2 separate regions of the Mus musculus genome follow, and region 1 is linked to region 2. A link is a loop called in an ENCODE intact Hi-C map of the cell type or tissue named here. Cell type or tissue: heart. All regions are shown on one strand.

What was found. Hi-C counts contacts between places; a loop is a spot of excess contacts. Peaks named below come from ENCODE experiments on the same cell type or tissue, not always from the same donor. Only the 100,000 strongest peaks of a DNase experiment are listed, where the experiment ranks them.
Region 1: a loop joins it to region 2, with 2.4 times the contacts of the local background. A loop is called at or near these places in 3 of 42 quality-filtered maps.

Annotation. Positions count from the first base shown.
Region 1 is chr6:36,968,097-36,976,096 of GRCm38, forward strand. It overlaps Dgki (diacylglycerol kinase, iota), which reads right to left. Exons shown (of 34, transcript NM_001081206.2): 22 at 7,051-7,151. Among named protein-coding and RNA genes, the nearest start is that of Gm52857, 69 kb to the left of the region's middle. In heart, no CTCF peak of the experiment used is centred here; no DNase peak of the experiment used is centred here.
Region 2 is chr6:37,033,482-37,041,481 of GRCm38, forward strand. It overlaps Dgki (diacylglycerol kinase, iota), which reads right to left. Exons shown (of 34, transcript NM_001081206.2): 13 at 1,103-1,216. Among named protein-coding and RNA genes, the nearest start is that of Gm52857, 130 kb to the left of the region's middle. In heart, CTCF peaks have their summits at 3,743 (motif pointing left) and 5,194; no DNase peak of the experiment used is centred here; H3K27ac peaks cover 334 bases.

The DNA.
Region 1 (8,000 bases), 65 kb before region 2:
AGAATCTGTAACAGTCCAGAGGACACTGGGTAGATGTGCCAGATTCAGGAAAGGTGGTACCCTAGATTGGATCTTGGAACAGAAAGTCTAAGTTAAGGGTTTAGTTAATAGCAAAGAAGCACTGGTCTTTGAGAAATATATTGTGACAATTAATGTAAAGTTGGGATTATCTGTCTTGTTTTTGAAACTTTATGAATCTCAAACCATTCTGGAAGTACTGAATTGATAAAGTAACCCAGGCCCAAGAAAACAAATACTGCCTTCCTCCTCTCATACAAGGGTGCTAACTTCTCTTTTTTATGTGTGCATATTTATGTGGAAATGAGAATAAAGGTATGCGAGGGGGTAAGAGATTGCACAGAATAGGATATGGGAAGGGCAACAGAACACATACCCTGTGGACTTGGGAGGCTGAGTGCTGGGGATGGAAGGGAACAGGCATAGAGTGGGAGAAGGGGAGTGAAGGACAGAGATGGGTGACAGGGACAGCCAATCAACACAAAGTTGTATGAAAGTCCCATAAGGAAGCCTACTAACTTAAGTGGTAATTTAAAAGTAAAGAAATAAAATGTTAAATTTCAGCGAGGCTATGTCAGAAGATGCATCTAGGAGACGGAACTCAGGGGTGGAAGAGAAATTGTAATTATCTGGTCAGATAATCACATATGAGCATGGCGCTCGCATGCTTCATGGGTTTAAGCTTCTTATCATGCCAGTACACCGTTGTGCAGGAAGTGTAATAGAAGCAACTTGAGTGACTACAGTTCTACTTTCTTCCCACCATCTTGTCAGGACCCACCTGGCCTCATATCTGAAGGTTCCTGTTCTGAGAATTCAAATATTAAAATCTTTCCAAGCAGTTACCTGATTCCCCGCAGAGGAAAACACTCACATCATTTGACTCCCCAGATTGATCTTCTGAAATGTGTATCGATGTTTTGCTTAGAGTTACTTTTTAAAATTCATTATATTAATTATCTACGTTGTGTTTGCACTGTATTTGACCCCAAATTGACTAATGATCTAAAGCATATGGGAAAGAGATGCCCAGGCCTTATGAAAATAGAAGTGAAAATATTGCTCTATGAAAGAGGTCCTGAGAACAAAGGCATCAGTATCCTCCAGCCTGTTCTTCAAGGGGAAAAAGTGAATTGGAGGGTGGTGGGCTGCATAGTCTGTCTGAGGTCAGACTATCCCCTGAACCTGGTTCACAGACCTGAAGACTCATGGGTGATGTGATGACAGACAGTGAAGCTGCTTAACAATAACAGCCTCACCTCACATTTGCAGATTGACACAGCACGGTAATGTGTCAGGTTCAGCAACAGGGGCTTTATATACAAGATTACATTTAAACCACCCCCCCAGCCCCCGCACTGTACAAGGTTTCAATTATATTCTCATTTTAGAGATGAGAGATCTGATCATCAGAAAAATTAAATTACTTGGCCAAGGTTGCAACTGAGATTCAAACACAAACATTCCTGGCAGTCTCCCCTAACTCGCTTACCAAGAAAATTCCATTAGTACGGACGCCTAAATGCTCTAATTAGACTGTGGGCCTGATATCATTAGTCTGAACCAATATACTGAGGAAGCTTGCATGATACATTATAGGCATCCACACAGCATCCATTACCCTGAAATGATGCATATACAAGCTTCTTAATTGTGCACTTGATGTGCAACAAACATTACCCCCTCCTGCCTTTGTCTTCATTTGGTCCAAACAAATACTTGTTTGTATTTTAGACTCTTATGAATTATCACAGCAATTCAGGATCCCTGAGTTTCCTCCTCCAGGGCTATGGTAATCACTTCTGCCTCTCCTGAAGATCTGGTTATCTGATATCTCAGACTCATCCTTATATGATTCTAGGACAAGCTATCAGACATGCTGACCACGAGACAGTACTTACCACATGGCCAAAATGCAATGCTTGGCCAGTGGGAAAACTGTAACTTTAGATAACGCAAGTTATAAAACAAAGCTGCACATGGGTTGCTAGAACTGACGACAATGAGTATGGAGAGCTAGAGTGTCACAGGTTCAAAGCTAAACTTACCCGGTCATCTTAGTCTTTCTAGTGGACAGTCTTCTACTATCCCCTTGCATGTGACTTGAGATCCTGGTGAGGGGGACTCTAAACTGCTCTATGGGACACTCATAATGACTCCACTGAAACCCACCTTTACTCTTCAATTTCTTTCCCACTGCCTCTCCTCACTTACCTTAAATATTAAAAACTACACCTTTCCATGTCCCTGTTCTGTTATTATCTCTTCTATTTACTTCATCCCTTCTTAATAAATTCAATTCAAAATTAATTCTAAAACTCTTCCTGGGCCTCCTGACTCATACTGTAAATATTCTTTAAATAACAATTTTGATTCTTAAATCTACAGTTCCTCTGTAGCCTGCCTGACAACTCAGATTGACTCAGACTATTATTTAACATACTACACTGCCTTACGTGGACAATGTCTTCCTGATACGGAATCTGAATAGCAGCCTTTGCTTCAGAGACCTATAGCTGACAGCACCCTATCAGACAAGCAGCCCCTGCCTACTATCTTCCAGCTCAGCTCAAAAGCCAGGAATTCAGATTTGACACCTATCATCCCCTGCCCACTTCTCCTCCTCCTCTTTCCTTCCCTATAAAACCATGCCTGTATCCCATTCCTCTGTATGCCCCCCTCCCGTCTCGTGTGTGTGTGTGTGTGTGTGTGTGTGTGTGTGTGTGTGTGTGTGTGTGTGTATGTTAGAACATGAGCCTGCCACTTCAAGATACTGGTCCCTCTAAAATACCACATCTCTGGCCTGCAGAAATCAGGCCACACATCCTTGCCAATTTTTTCTTGGGATAAAGGACTGATAAGCCCTGATGTGAACATGCAGATCTCAGTGGGGGAAAAGCAAGCTGCAAGAGTCACAGTACCACCTGCATCCCAGGAACTTCTCTGGAAGCCAGCCCCTTCTGCCTTGCTCTCCACTTGTTAGGAGTCATTTTTCCTAATGTATTCGCGTCTAATGTTCTCCTACATCAAGTCCAACCATGCTGCCTCAAGCATGATGCTCCATTCTCATGCTCTCCCAGTGCAAGCCCTTGCATGCTCGCCTTGATCATAAGGTTCTCTCTCTCAATAAAGCTCCTTCCTTCCTTCCTTCCTTCCTTCCTTCCTTCCCTCCCTCCCTCCCTCCCTCCCTCCCTCCTTCCTTCCTTTTTAACATTTTAAAAAAATATTTTATTTATTTACATCTCAAATGTTGACCCTCCCAGTCCCTCCTCCCAGAGTTCTTCACCCCCTCCTCCCTCCCCTTCCCTTCTGAGGGGGTGCTCCCTACCATCCCTCCTCCCTGAGGCATCAAGTCTCTACAGGATTGGGCATCCTCTCCCACTGAGATCAGACAAGGCAGCCCTCTGAGACACAGGCATGAGGCTCCTTTCTTAAGGTAACCTTCAGTCAGCACTTTCCCCAAACCCGCCCCTCTCACTTGCACAGTTTCTTGAAAACGTGGACTCCTTAGACCTTTGTTCCTCTCCCTGGACATGCTCACCGTTTCCCACTTTGGACCCTTTGTCACAGAAACTCCACTGGTGTTGAAATGAGACCCTTTCACACAGGGCCCCTCCCTTGCTTCACATCCCTTTAATACAAAACTCCGAGATCCTCTTTCAATCATCTTACCAATCCAAACTGCCTCCAGTCTTCTGGCTGACCTCTGAGTCCAAAGCTCCCCTGCCACTTGGGGGCTTCTGCTCCCTTTGCCATCAATTCCTTTAAGATGCTTGTCACCACGCAGATGTAAAAGCTCCCCGCACCCCACCCTCCTCCCACGCACAACACACAGGGCCCTGAGTCAGGGGTCTGTATCTCCAGAAAGCTTGTCTCATTTTCCCCAGTGGGTTTTTGGAGACGAATTAAAGGTTGTATTTATTTACTGAATAAAAAAAAAAAATGTGTAGAGTTAGCTGGCATCAAAAGTGCAGTGCAATAAGCCAGGGTAGGATTCAGGTAAATTCAGGTGCAAATTATTATGCACATCAAAGTGTAAGTCCACTTAAGTCTCTGGTAGCTAGAACTACAGCCATGTCAAAAGCTGCGTCTTGGTTCATAGACTGTGTAATTACATTTGTGCTTTACTACTGGATCATTTGAATATCTCATTTAGTTAATGGTAGTGAATTTCTGTTGTCACTCTAAGAGACTTGGCTTAGCTTTTTCCTTGTGCTCTCTCTTCCTATCTTGAAAATCACCTTTACCCTGAGAACTAATAAACCATAAGCAATGAAGAGACAGTTTTAAGTAATAACTAAATTTATCAACAAGTGCTGAGGGCGAGCCTATGGAGCATTTTAGTACCCTATGCTTAGACATTAGGGATAGGCCCATGGGAGAGGTGGAGCTTCATGGAAGAGAGACAGAAAGTGTCTGAGATAGTATAGTTGTGTTTCCATCTGTTGATATAAGCAGAACAGTATGGCACACTGGATTACCAGAAGCCCTGAGTTGAAGATGGCAGCAGGACTGTGCTAGCCAGCAAACATCCAAGGCTGTACTCTAATATGAACAACCATCCAGACACACGTGTAGGAAACAATTATGCAGTGGTGGCAAACAGCCCATGGAGCCTGGATAGATCACTCAGCTCTGTCATCAGGAACTATTATTTTAAATAGCATTACCACTGCTCAGCTGAAACTTTTTACCAATAAAGGAATGCTTCTGGCTGGACTCAGTTTGTTTGTTTTTCCTGAATGCAGATCAGAGTACAATTTTCTGGGGCCCTTTCTATCTAGATGTATTTCAGGAAGTTCATTTAATTAGTGCTTCTAAAATAATATGTGTTTTGGCGTGCACATCACATATGAACTTGAACTGGCCTTCACTCATACTCAGCTTGAGCTCTGTCAGCCATTCTGTGGATCTGTACTCAGTTGCATGGTAGACTCTGTGCAAGGCAAAAGGAGCAGGGGTCAGTAAATCCTTAGCCTCGAGAGTTAAGCTTCCCTGCGCGCCTGCAGGTTCCAAGCATCACCGCCATTCGTTAAAAGCGGAACGGCTGACTTAGCAGCTTTTCCTCCCAATTGATTTTCCTTTCAAACTCAGATCTTTAATATAATTCCTTTCTGTTCCCCTCTAAGAGTTCCCTCATTCTCTTGGCTTCCAGAGATACCGCTGAATTTATCTGTCCTGGGCTCATGCCAAATCACTGTTCCCAATTTAAGAAGTTTGCTTGGACAGAAGTTTTATTATTTAAGATAGGATGAGTCAAGAAAGCCCTTGCCAGGAAATGTCATCTTCCTGGAAAAACTCAAATCACAATTACCTCCAGCAACAATGGAGAGATACAGGCCCAGAGGAGATAACACGGATAATTGAACGTTACAGATAAGCCTCCAAATTCCTGTCAGCCAAAATCTTCAGATGTACCCTACCCCCAGCCAAGCTCTCCAGAGCAGATGATAAGCTGCAAAACCGGCCTTGAGATGCATTGTCTTTTATTGGTTTTTAATAATTGGAAGCTATTAGTGTTTTTAATAATCAGAAGCTATTAGTTCGGAATTGTGAAAAGAGGAGGCACGGAAGGCTGCTCTTTGTGAGTAGTTTCAGAAAGTCAACTTAGTCCAACTGTAGCTATACCTCCTCAATACGTGTGCTTATTCCTCTGTCAGTGGGTTAAATTGGACTTTGTACTAATCTATCATTTATACCCTCATTTATATTAGAAAACATAGTTCATAGTGGATTCTTAACAAAAGGAAGAAATGCAGAGACTCAGAGAATGGCTTCTGTCCTTCAGTTCACACTTTCCTGCCAAAGAAGAGGAGAGGGCGGGACAGAGTTTGTGGGAACTGTAAGGTACTGATGTCTGTGGAAGAGGATGCTCACTGAAGCAGGTGAGAGAGTCAAAAAAGGAGTCTCCTCACACAACTTCCCAGAGGCTCAGTGAACAACCTACCCGGAAAGGCCCCTGGCTCACTGCCGTCTGCAGATACCAGAAAAAACCAACTCTCAACTGAAAGGTCTTCCATCTGATAAAGCTTGTGCCAGTTCAGTTGTAAGTGAGCAGAGCCAGGAAGCGACTCTCCCAGGAAGCCTTGCTGCTCTCCCTATCCAGCATCGTTTTCCCTCATTTTAACTACTGGCCTCTTACAACTCAGGTCTACAGTGAGCCAATTGATAGTGGGCTTGACGAAGCTTTGGTTTCATTAAGTCCCTTCTTTCTAGTGACACTCATGTCTGTTTTCTTGAGCACTGGTCTTTCCTTACCCCATTTTATTGCATCTAACTACTGGTTCCCACAAGTAAGGGGTATCTTAACCCAGAACCTTAAATACATGTTGTACTTATGATAGCAATGTATTATATATTCTGCCCAATGATGTCTAAACATCGATCATGGTGTAGAAACTGATCTAAAGTAGCGGTCAGAATATACACCATATCCAGTAAGTACTGTTTGTTGACATACATTAACAATTAGCTATGCATTCAAGGATATACAAGGAAGTTAAGCATTGACGTAATTCATAGGTTGACTCAAACTACAACTTCAGAAACAGTGTTGCATTATAATATAACCAATCACCCTATTGTCTCGACATTCCAGGATCACGGTCTTTGGTGTGACATCCTACAACAATATAGGAGCTGAAGGGACTGGTGGGCTTGTCCAGATAACTCCACTGATGATCCAGAGCACAAAGCAAGCTCCACAAAGAAACCTGTGGAGATTCCTAAGTTTCTAGATGTTTCTGTGTCAACCTTCTGCAGATCTCGTTTTAGATAAAGCTAAGACTACAGAGGTATGTAATCCAAGAGCACTCATGTCAGAACACCCAGCTCTACCTTTTCCCTTCACTGTTCCCATTTCCTTTGGCTCATACAGAGCATCACCAGGAGCTCCCCTGTCACGTGCACTTCCCTCTTCCCTTCTCCAGCTGCAGTTTTCAGACAGGAGGACCAATGACTCTACCCATCAAAACATGGAGGAACCAAGACCAAAGAGACTCACCAAGTGCCCCTCGGGCACTAGTAACTTACAAGCTTCCCGGAGTTTGTCCTTGTCATAGTGGAGTCCTTCATAGTCTTGTAAACTGATTTTGTTCACACGGATCCTCAGGCGATCTGGGACAGACTGGGGACTGCAAGGCAAAAAGCAAGTGGTCAGATATAGTGCTGGAGCAGAACTGGAAAATGAGAAAGGGTCCTGGAGAGACTGGGGGTGATCGAATCTCCTGTGGGTTAAAAGAAGAGGTTTGTTTATAAACCAGAAATACACAAAAAGTATCTGAAGAGTCCTTTTCTAGAAACCTAATGTAACTGCAATTTAGGTAAGAACAAAGGACTAGGGGGATAAAAGGCTCTGGGAAACATTCCTAGTAATATTTGCTATTAGTTTGCCAAAAGTTCAAATAACTGTGTTTTGTTGTGTAATAAATTAGACACACAAGTAGTGAAAAATAATGAGAACATGTTAGTGCTACAAAATAAAATAGTGGTAACTATGTCTGTAGCAGTCAAAGCTGGAAAATGTACTTAAAAGTACAAACGAGGCATCTACAGTAAACAGGACCAAGTTGAGCCTTCTCATTCTGTTGAGGAGCCTTGGGAAGCACCACTCAGTTAAAGGATGGTATAACTTAAGCTGCCTGTGAGCTGCCTTGGAAAGAAGCAGGTAAGTTGTGCTGAAAGAACTCCTTCAGGCCAGCCCAGGACAGGTTTTCATTAGTTAATCAGGAAGCACCAAGTTCCCGGAGGCCTCTTGTCCACCTGCCTAGATTATGTGCATTTGTCCTAAGTCACATCTTCAAGTGGTTTAATCCTTGGCCTGAGCTGAATGAAAACAAACTTAATTGTTATCATTTCCTCCTGTGGATCAATGTATTCCTTTTGGTCCATGAGAATACATTAGTTTCATTGGTTGAAAGAACTTTCTCAAACACAAGACAGCTGCTTATGTTTATTTTTTTATAGTAAATGATAATAAACAT
Region 2 (8,000 bases):
GATTTGGGTAGTACATTTATTTTTATACCAGCCACTTAAAAAGAGAAAAAGGTAAGGCAAAATATAACAAGAATAACAAAAGATAAGTTAACTCGGTTAAGGGCCAAATCAGTGTCTGCTATGGATCTGTCACATAGAGTGACCATGAAGATCCTTGTCATATGAAACAGATGTCAAGCAAAAACCTAATAAGAGGGATCTAGGGAGCTAGCAATGGACATTAATTATTTTTTAAAGAATATTTGGATTTATTCTCCCACAATTTCGTACACCTATATACTGTATTTTGATCATATTCCCCTATTATCCTGTTACCTGTTTTCATGCCCTCCTCATCAAAGCTTCCTCCTTACAACTATCCCTCTTCAGCTCCCACATCTTCTTCTTAATGGTTCACTGAGCTAAACTGGAATTCCCTGGTTGAGTGTGAATGTGGGGTCATTAACTGGGGCTGAGCTATTTACCAGGGACTACACCACTGAATAGAAATGACTGCCTCCATCAGCTTTTAGTACCAATAGCTTCTGGGCTGGCATGTTAGTGTCTGGTGGCTTCTTTTAGTTTAGTACAAGATAGATATATACATGAAATGGCCAGTTAGCAACAGGTGGGGCTTCCCTCACACCTTCCAGAGAATGGTACGCAATGGGAGGGACAATCAAGATACCAGTCTCATCAAAGCTACAATAAGGATCATCAGTAAACCTCCATGTTCAAAAGAAGTAGTGACTGATTCAAAGGATAAGCCTTAATTCTAAAGCAGATTTGCCATTATGGCCAGGGCTGAGGGTCAGGGTGACCGGAGATTGGCAGAACTGCTTCTCATGACCACTTGAGACTGACCCATTGGCCATGCCCTGGTAGATACTTCAACACTCAACCTATCTGTGCACTAACCATGTGTTTTCTTCACACTCAACCCCTCCTCCCTGGATGATTCTAAGTCTAAAGTGAAGAAATGACAAAGAAACAGGCCATTTGAGTCCCACTTCTAACTTGTCCCTCTGACAGCAGTAGCTTACTGCTTCTAGGGGCGAGCACAGAGTGATCTGCAGGTCTGGCTTGCTCCTCTATGCTAAGGGCAGCCGCCTCCAGTTCTTACCCCTCCCCAGTTGAGCGTCCGAGCCAGGTCATTCCCAGTCCCCAGTGGAAGCACCCCCACAGGAGGCTGTGGGCTCAGCTGCAGCTCGTCCAGGATGGAGAGGATCCAGCCCACCTACAGACACATTGGGGGCCAGAAGGGAGAAGAGAAAGACAATAAGTCACCAGGAAGGAAATTGAGGAGGCTTGGAAAGGTCAGAATGCTTAAAACACATGTTTAATACAGTGGTCAGACAACAGAAAGCCTGCTTACTTCAAGTGCTTTCAAAATGGTCAAACCTTAAATAGGAAAAAAGACCACTTTATGCATGCTTTATTATATAATCAAATGGGGACTCATAAATCTGCATGTTTATCTAGAATGATACTTTAAAATTTAGGGGAATTTAAGGTCATTTAGATGGGGTAATAGAACAGAGTACCAGAGAGAATATAAAACTCAGAATCAGACTAAATTCCAATGCAGCTCATACAGGCTACAGAACCTTGATTAAGCTGCATAACTTTACAGAGACTAATTTATTTGATTTTCAAAATGAGATAATGAGACCTACTTCACAGGGCCGTGTACAGCTTAAACCACAACGCATCTAAAGACTGAACACTGGTCTATGGCCGATACAGGCCCTCGTTGCATGACCACCCTCCACAGCATCATTTTGGAAACTCGTAGTTTTCCTAATTGTCCCTAAAAATCTCTTTTATGATTCACTATGGAGACAAGACTGTGCATGGACTTAATGTCTCAGATAAATCTAAACAGAAAGTACATACTAGGATCACAAGCCCCGCTTAATCTGTGTTCTAGAAGAAAAAAATCCTTTGAATTTAGCCATATTACAATACAAACAAACAGCTCCTAACCTCAGCATAGCAAAAAAGAAACCTACATGTCTTTAGGATGTCACACAGACCCACGTTCCATACATAGGTCTCCCTAATAATTTTCAACTATGGCTTACATGGTGGAAGTACAGATGACACATGTCAAGAAGAGATTATGTTAAAGGTTATGACTTCAGTTCCGGTTGCATATTAACCCATTCTACCCCAAATTTGGGGCGGAGGGGGGGGGAAATCCTACTATAAGCCACTTAAAATTCTTCTCCTATTCTCTGACAGATGAGCCTTATCCTTTAAGTGTTCCATTCCAGAGCTCAGCAAAACAGTGACATGTTTTAGTCTATACTTGTATGAGTGTCATGGGGTTTTCTTTTAACAACATGCTAGCACTGCATTTAATGAGCACCACCAACTACATGCACAACAGAGCAGAACGGCTGAAATAACGAGATTAATGAGCTGGGCTATGCTGGATAAGACAAAATGGCTGCCCTCAGAGTTCACGCTGGCAGAGGATGGTACACTGATTACAATCTCTATGCTATCCCCGAGCAACATCACATTATTGAACTTCAAAAATGTCAAGACGAAGCCATTACTATATGCCAACATAAAAAGACTCCGTAAGATAGTTTAATTTTAGTTTCCACTTTGTAAGGGAGTTGAATGATAGAGCGGCATTAGCATCGCATCATTTATACATGAGAACTGCCGTTCATAACGAGGTAAGACTAACACCAGTTAGTGAGGCCAGCATTTTTAGTGCCGCAGAGGAATAAGTTTTCATAAGGAGGTGAGGATCGCAAGGCCTACCAGCACAAGCTCACAGTTCCAAACTTCTCAGGAGGCTGAGGGAGGAGGATGGTGAGTGAGGCCAACCTAGGCAATTTGTGAAGCCCTATCTCAGGACAAAACAAAATAAAGAGGTGAGTGGGGTGTAGCTCAATGGGAAATCTCCTGCTGGCATGCCCCAAGACCTCCCTAAGTTCCGTTTCTAAAACCGAAAAACTACTAACTCAATAATACCAAACCTGGTACTGGGAATGGCCTGACTATCTTAGAGGCAGCAATATGTGATTTTTGACATCTCTGGATGTAGAGAAAGCTCCAAAATTCACTACATGTGACACACTACAAACACAGATCTTCCTAAGTGTTAAGAAGCCATTCCTGGACCATCCTTAGATTGTGACCTGGATTTCTTTAGCTCTTTTTGCTCACACCGTGCCAGTCAAGTGGTCCAGGTGATAAGTCGGCTCTCGTGGCTGTGCCAAACACTGTTTCCTTGCTACTAAAAGCACAGCTAAGCACAATGAAAGCTGAAAGAACTGGGAAACTGTAGGAAGCTTGTGGAGGGTCATAGAAAGGTCACAAGCATCCAGAATGATAAACACAGATGCAGACAGCACTAAGAGAAACCAGAGCTGCAGACATGCAATAGAACTCAGAATCTAATTCAACAATGCATCCAGAGAAGAATATTGGATGCTTCCCCCCCCAAACTTCTCTGAGTCGCCCGTCCTCACTCTTTTTATTTTTCTAGATTTAAATGAGAGATTGTTCTTATTTTAATTTGCCTATATCTCTCTTTCCTTGGGAAGATATTTATATTAGTTCACCCTTACAACATCTGATCTTACTGTAAACACAGCAGTAATAGAAGAGAGAGCTGAGAAAGACATCTTCTTGTCCATCAACAAAACACAGGGCATTAAAGGTGAGGTAAAGAAAACCTTGGGGCAGTGGAGGAATCCAGTCTGCTGTCTGTCTAGTAATGAGGGATGAAAGCAGCCCCCTGCTGGCTAGAGGCTGTACTGGTACCAGTGTTCTCTAGGCAGGGGGAAAGAAGGTTGGAACAGAGTACAGATGCCCACTGCCTGAGGCCCGGCCCCGGGACTGTAACTTGGTATGTCTGGAAGAAACTGAGAGAGCCTCTGTCTGGTAAACAGTTAGGCCAATCTCCCACAAACCCAGGGATGTGTTTCTAGCATGGAAGCTTTCACCACCCACAGCAGACACAATTCTAGTCTGATAAGTCTTAAAATACTCTGTGAGGAAACGAAACAGAGATCGAAAGCGAACATCAAACAACCGCCTCTGAACATGAGCCTACAAAGAAAAACTCTAAGTCACTTGAAAGCTCACACTGAAAGAGATGGAAAAGCAAGAGGATTAGCCACCAAGAAAGGAGTCCTGCGACTGCCTGTGATGGGTTTGGCAGCTGCCAATCAAATCTTCTCAGGCTTAGCTGCTGTCTTGCTTTCTAAAAGAGTGGTTCCCAAGGGATGGGCTTCATCTGCACTCAGCTCTACACAGAGCCTTGGGGACTTTGAGGATCTTGTACCCTCATCTTCAAGGACAAAGTACACTTCTTCAGACTTTCACACGAAGATGTCTTTACACACAAACTGGATGCGCATTTGTGTACTATGTACGTGGACGTATCTGCTTGTGCCTGTGCATGCATATGACAGCATAAGGCAGCACCGTAGCGGGGCAGAGAGCACAGGATCCAGAAGGAGACGCTGGCATTGGAACCAAGCTCCCATGGGTACTGGAGTGAGTGGACCAGTCACTAAGCACACCCCTTCCTCTTCTGTAAAGTGGAGAGTAACGGTGACTGCATGCCAGTGTCATTTTCTCTACTGGACGTGCAGACCTTGCTTTGCACATGCCTGACAACTAAGAAATGCAAACTACCATACCCTTGCCTGTCTTCACACCGGGAAGTCTGTCTTTTGTAAACCATAGATAAAACCAGGAGTCAACTTTCCTGCAACTGAAACAGGCCATCCAAAAGAGATGGGCACAAATGTGCTGCCATAGCAGGAAAATTGGGGGATCACGGGTAACGTCCTACGTGCTTGTCCTTATAAAAGCAAAACAAAAGTATGCAAAGGATCTTCAGGCCTCAAAGCTGGGGGAGTGGGGAGGGCTCGACCTCCCAGGTTGTTATCAGAAGCCTGCTCTTTTCACGATCCCAGATTTCAGATTACAGGCTCTCAAATAGGTTCTCTGTTTTATCCGGCTTTAATGTTCCCCCAAATTATCTGTGCCAGCCCACTAGTCCCATTCCAATTATTTCCTCCCACTGGTGAAGAACATTATCCAGACTGAACCAACACATTCCCAGCTTCCCCGCTCTGCCCTTCAGGACCATCAGGACTGGCAGCTTGAGAACTGAGTCCTCCTGCGTTGCCTCTTGCCTGAGCAGGCACGATGCAGCAGCAGCAGCTGGCCAATGCTGCCACCACCTGCCTGCTCTCAGCTCGAGCTGTCACAGAAGGACACCGAGTGATATTTGCCTTCCACGGTGCACTGACAATGGACAGGGCTGAGGAGTGTGGATGACAGTGAACTGACATTTTCCTCTGACAGAACAGGCAGAAAAGAACGAAGCCCACCTTGGTGGAGAATGGTACGTACATCCCTCCACTCTCACAGAAAAGCAAGGCACAACAGTGGACAGGTACAGCCATCCCTAGCCCTCTGTGTCTAGAGGTTCCTTATCAATGACTTAAGTCATTGCTTGGACTGAAGTTTCCAAGCAAACATTCATGTCTACACTGCAGGTGCACGTTTCCTTCTGGTCACGTTTCCCTAAAAACGAAGCTATTTCCATAGCATAAGGGGGCCAAGTCTAAAGATGGTGTGTGGTATATACAAGAATGCATGTAGGTCCCCACAGAAATGTTACATCATTTTATATCAAGGACTGTGCATCAGACAAGTTGGTATCTATAAGGACTCTTGAAACAAGTCACGCACAGATGCCAAGGAAGAAGTAAACTACCATTTCCTTTTAGTGCTTTATATCCTTAACTTTTAACCTATGATTTAATTTTAATTGTATAACTTACCACACTATCTGAAGAAATATGATTATCACTAAGCAAGAAAAAAATAAAGACAAAATAAAGTATAGATATTTGGATATCTATCCACTCCCTTCTACTGATAAATGCATGCAGAAGTCATAGCATGTGCTTTCTCGTAGAAGGGAAAATACGGGGGTGGGGGACAGAAATCAAGGGAGGACAGGGTTTCACATGATCAACTAGGCCCTACCATGGTCCTGTCTAATTTGTCTTTTTTCTATAATTTCTGACCTGCAGTCCTACCCGTTCAGAATTAGGGGCCATCTACTACTCTTAATCTAGGAAAGCCAAATGAACAGGAAGTGTGAAATGAAGGGCAAATGTCAATCTAATTGAAGATTTTTAACAAGACACTAGAATCGCTAACAGTGAGCTGGATGGTCTCGCCTAGTTTCTCTGAGTCAAGACCCAGATGGGCAGAGGTCACAGGCTATTGCACAAGGAGCCATAGTAGGGGTGCGTGCAGCAGAAGTGGCCGAGTCCACTTGCTCTTCCACGTATGAGCAGAGTAAGCAGCACTAGATGTCTGGCAGTATGGTATAACCAAGAAAAAAGACACATAGGTATAATTTTGCCAAAGAGTGATAATTTCTAATAAGTCTTTTATTGTGAGCATGAATGTTTCAGGACGCTCACGTGTTAATCTGGGTTTTATTTCAGCACAGGGATCAAAGAGGGAATCACACCACCCAACACCTGTACCTATGTGCCTCTGACCTGGGCAAGTCAGGTGCAAAGAGACCACATCTGTGCGACCTAGAGACAAAGCCACTGGCCACTGAATGGCAGATCCAAACTGGATGGCTGCATACCTACTGTATCAGTCAGACTGCAAAGGCACTGTAAATAGCATGTGTCCTGGCTAGTTTTGTGTCAACTTGACACAGCTGGGATTATCACAGAGAAAGGAGCTTCAGTTGAGGAAATGCCTCCATGAGATACAACTGAAAGGCATTTTCTCAATTAGTGATCACGGGGGAAGGGCCCCTTGTGGGTGGGACCATCTCTGGGCTGGTAGTCTTGGTTCTATAAGAGAGAAGGCTGCGCAAGCCAGGGGAAGCAAGCCAGTAAAGAACATCCCTCCATGGCCTCTGCATCAGCTCCTGCTCCCTGACCTGCTTGAGTTCCATTCCTGACTTCCTTGGTGATGAACAGCAGAATGGAAGTGTAAGCCGAATAAACCCTTTCCTCCCCAACTTGCTTCTTGGTCATGATGTTTGTGAAGAATAAAAACCCTGACTAAGATAGCATGTAAAATGGTTCACAGTAAGTTACATCTTGCATGCTGTGGTGTTTTCTATAAAATGTAAAGGAAATATGAAACAAAATTTGCCTACTACTTTTCAATGTTGTTCTTAAAAATGCCTTCTAGAAAAAGTCAAACTACAAATGTGGTTTAACCATAATGCCCATGGACAGCAGTGGTCTGAACTACTACACCACCGACTTTGAGGAACCTTAGATATCACAATAGTTGTCTTTACAGATTTAATAATGCCACAGAAACAGTAGAAAAGCCACATTTTTCCATATCCACTTCCAAATGCGTTTTGGAACTGGATATGGAATTGTATATTTTATTAATATAAAAACAAAATAACTGATATTGAAGCCTAAAACCTTTTCTCCAAAATAATACATTTCTACATATTACAGAATATGTTGCATACTTCACATGGTTAATATGTGAGCAGCTGCCACCAAAAATATTCCCTCTGTGATTCCTCCTTGAGTGGTGTCACCGCTCGGGCAGAATACTGACAGTATCCAGTGATGTGTTCACTAACCGAAGGCTCCATACCTCGTGTCAAACGTGTGTCCAGCATGTTGGAGAATTACACTCCTTTTACTTAAAGCTTGCAGTTTGCCCCACACAGAGTCACTAGGCTGTCTCTCTGTGTTAATTCTGCCTCCATGCAATAATAAGTCTCACATTCCAGAGGTTTCAGAGAGGGCTCCACAATTAAGAACGCTGGCTGCTCTTCTGGAGTCCCTGGGCTCCACTCTTAGCACCCACATGGTGGCTCACAACTGTTGCAGGGGATCCCGTGCTGTCCTCTGGCTTCTTTCACCACCAGGCCTGCACATTGAATACAGGCAAAATACTCATGCATGTATGAAAATCTGAAATCTCCACATTCCGAACCAGCAATCACATGGGATAAACATTCCAGAAAC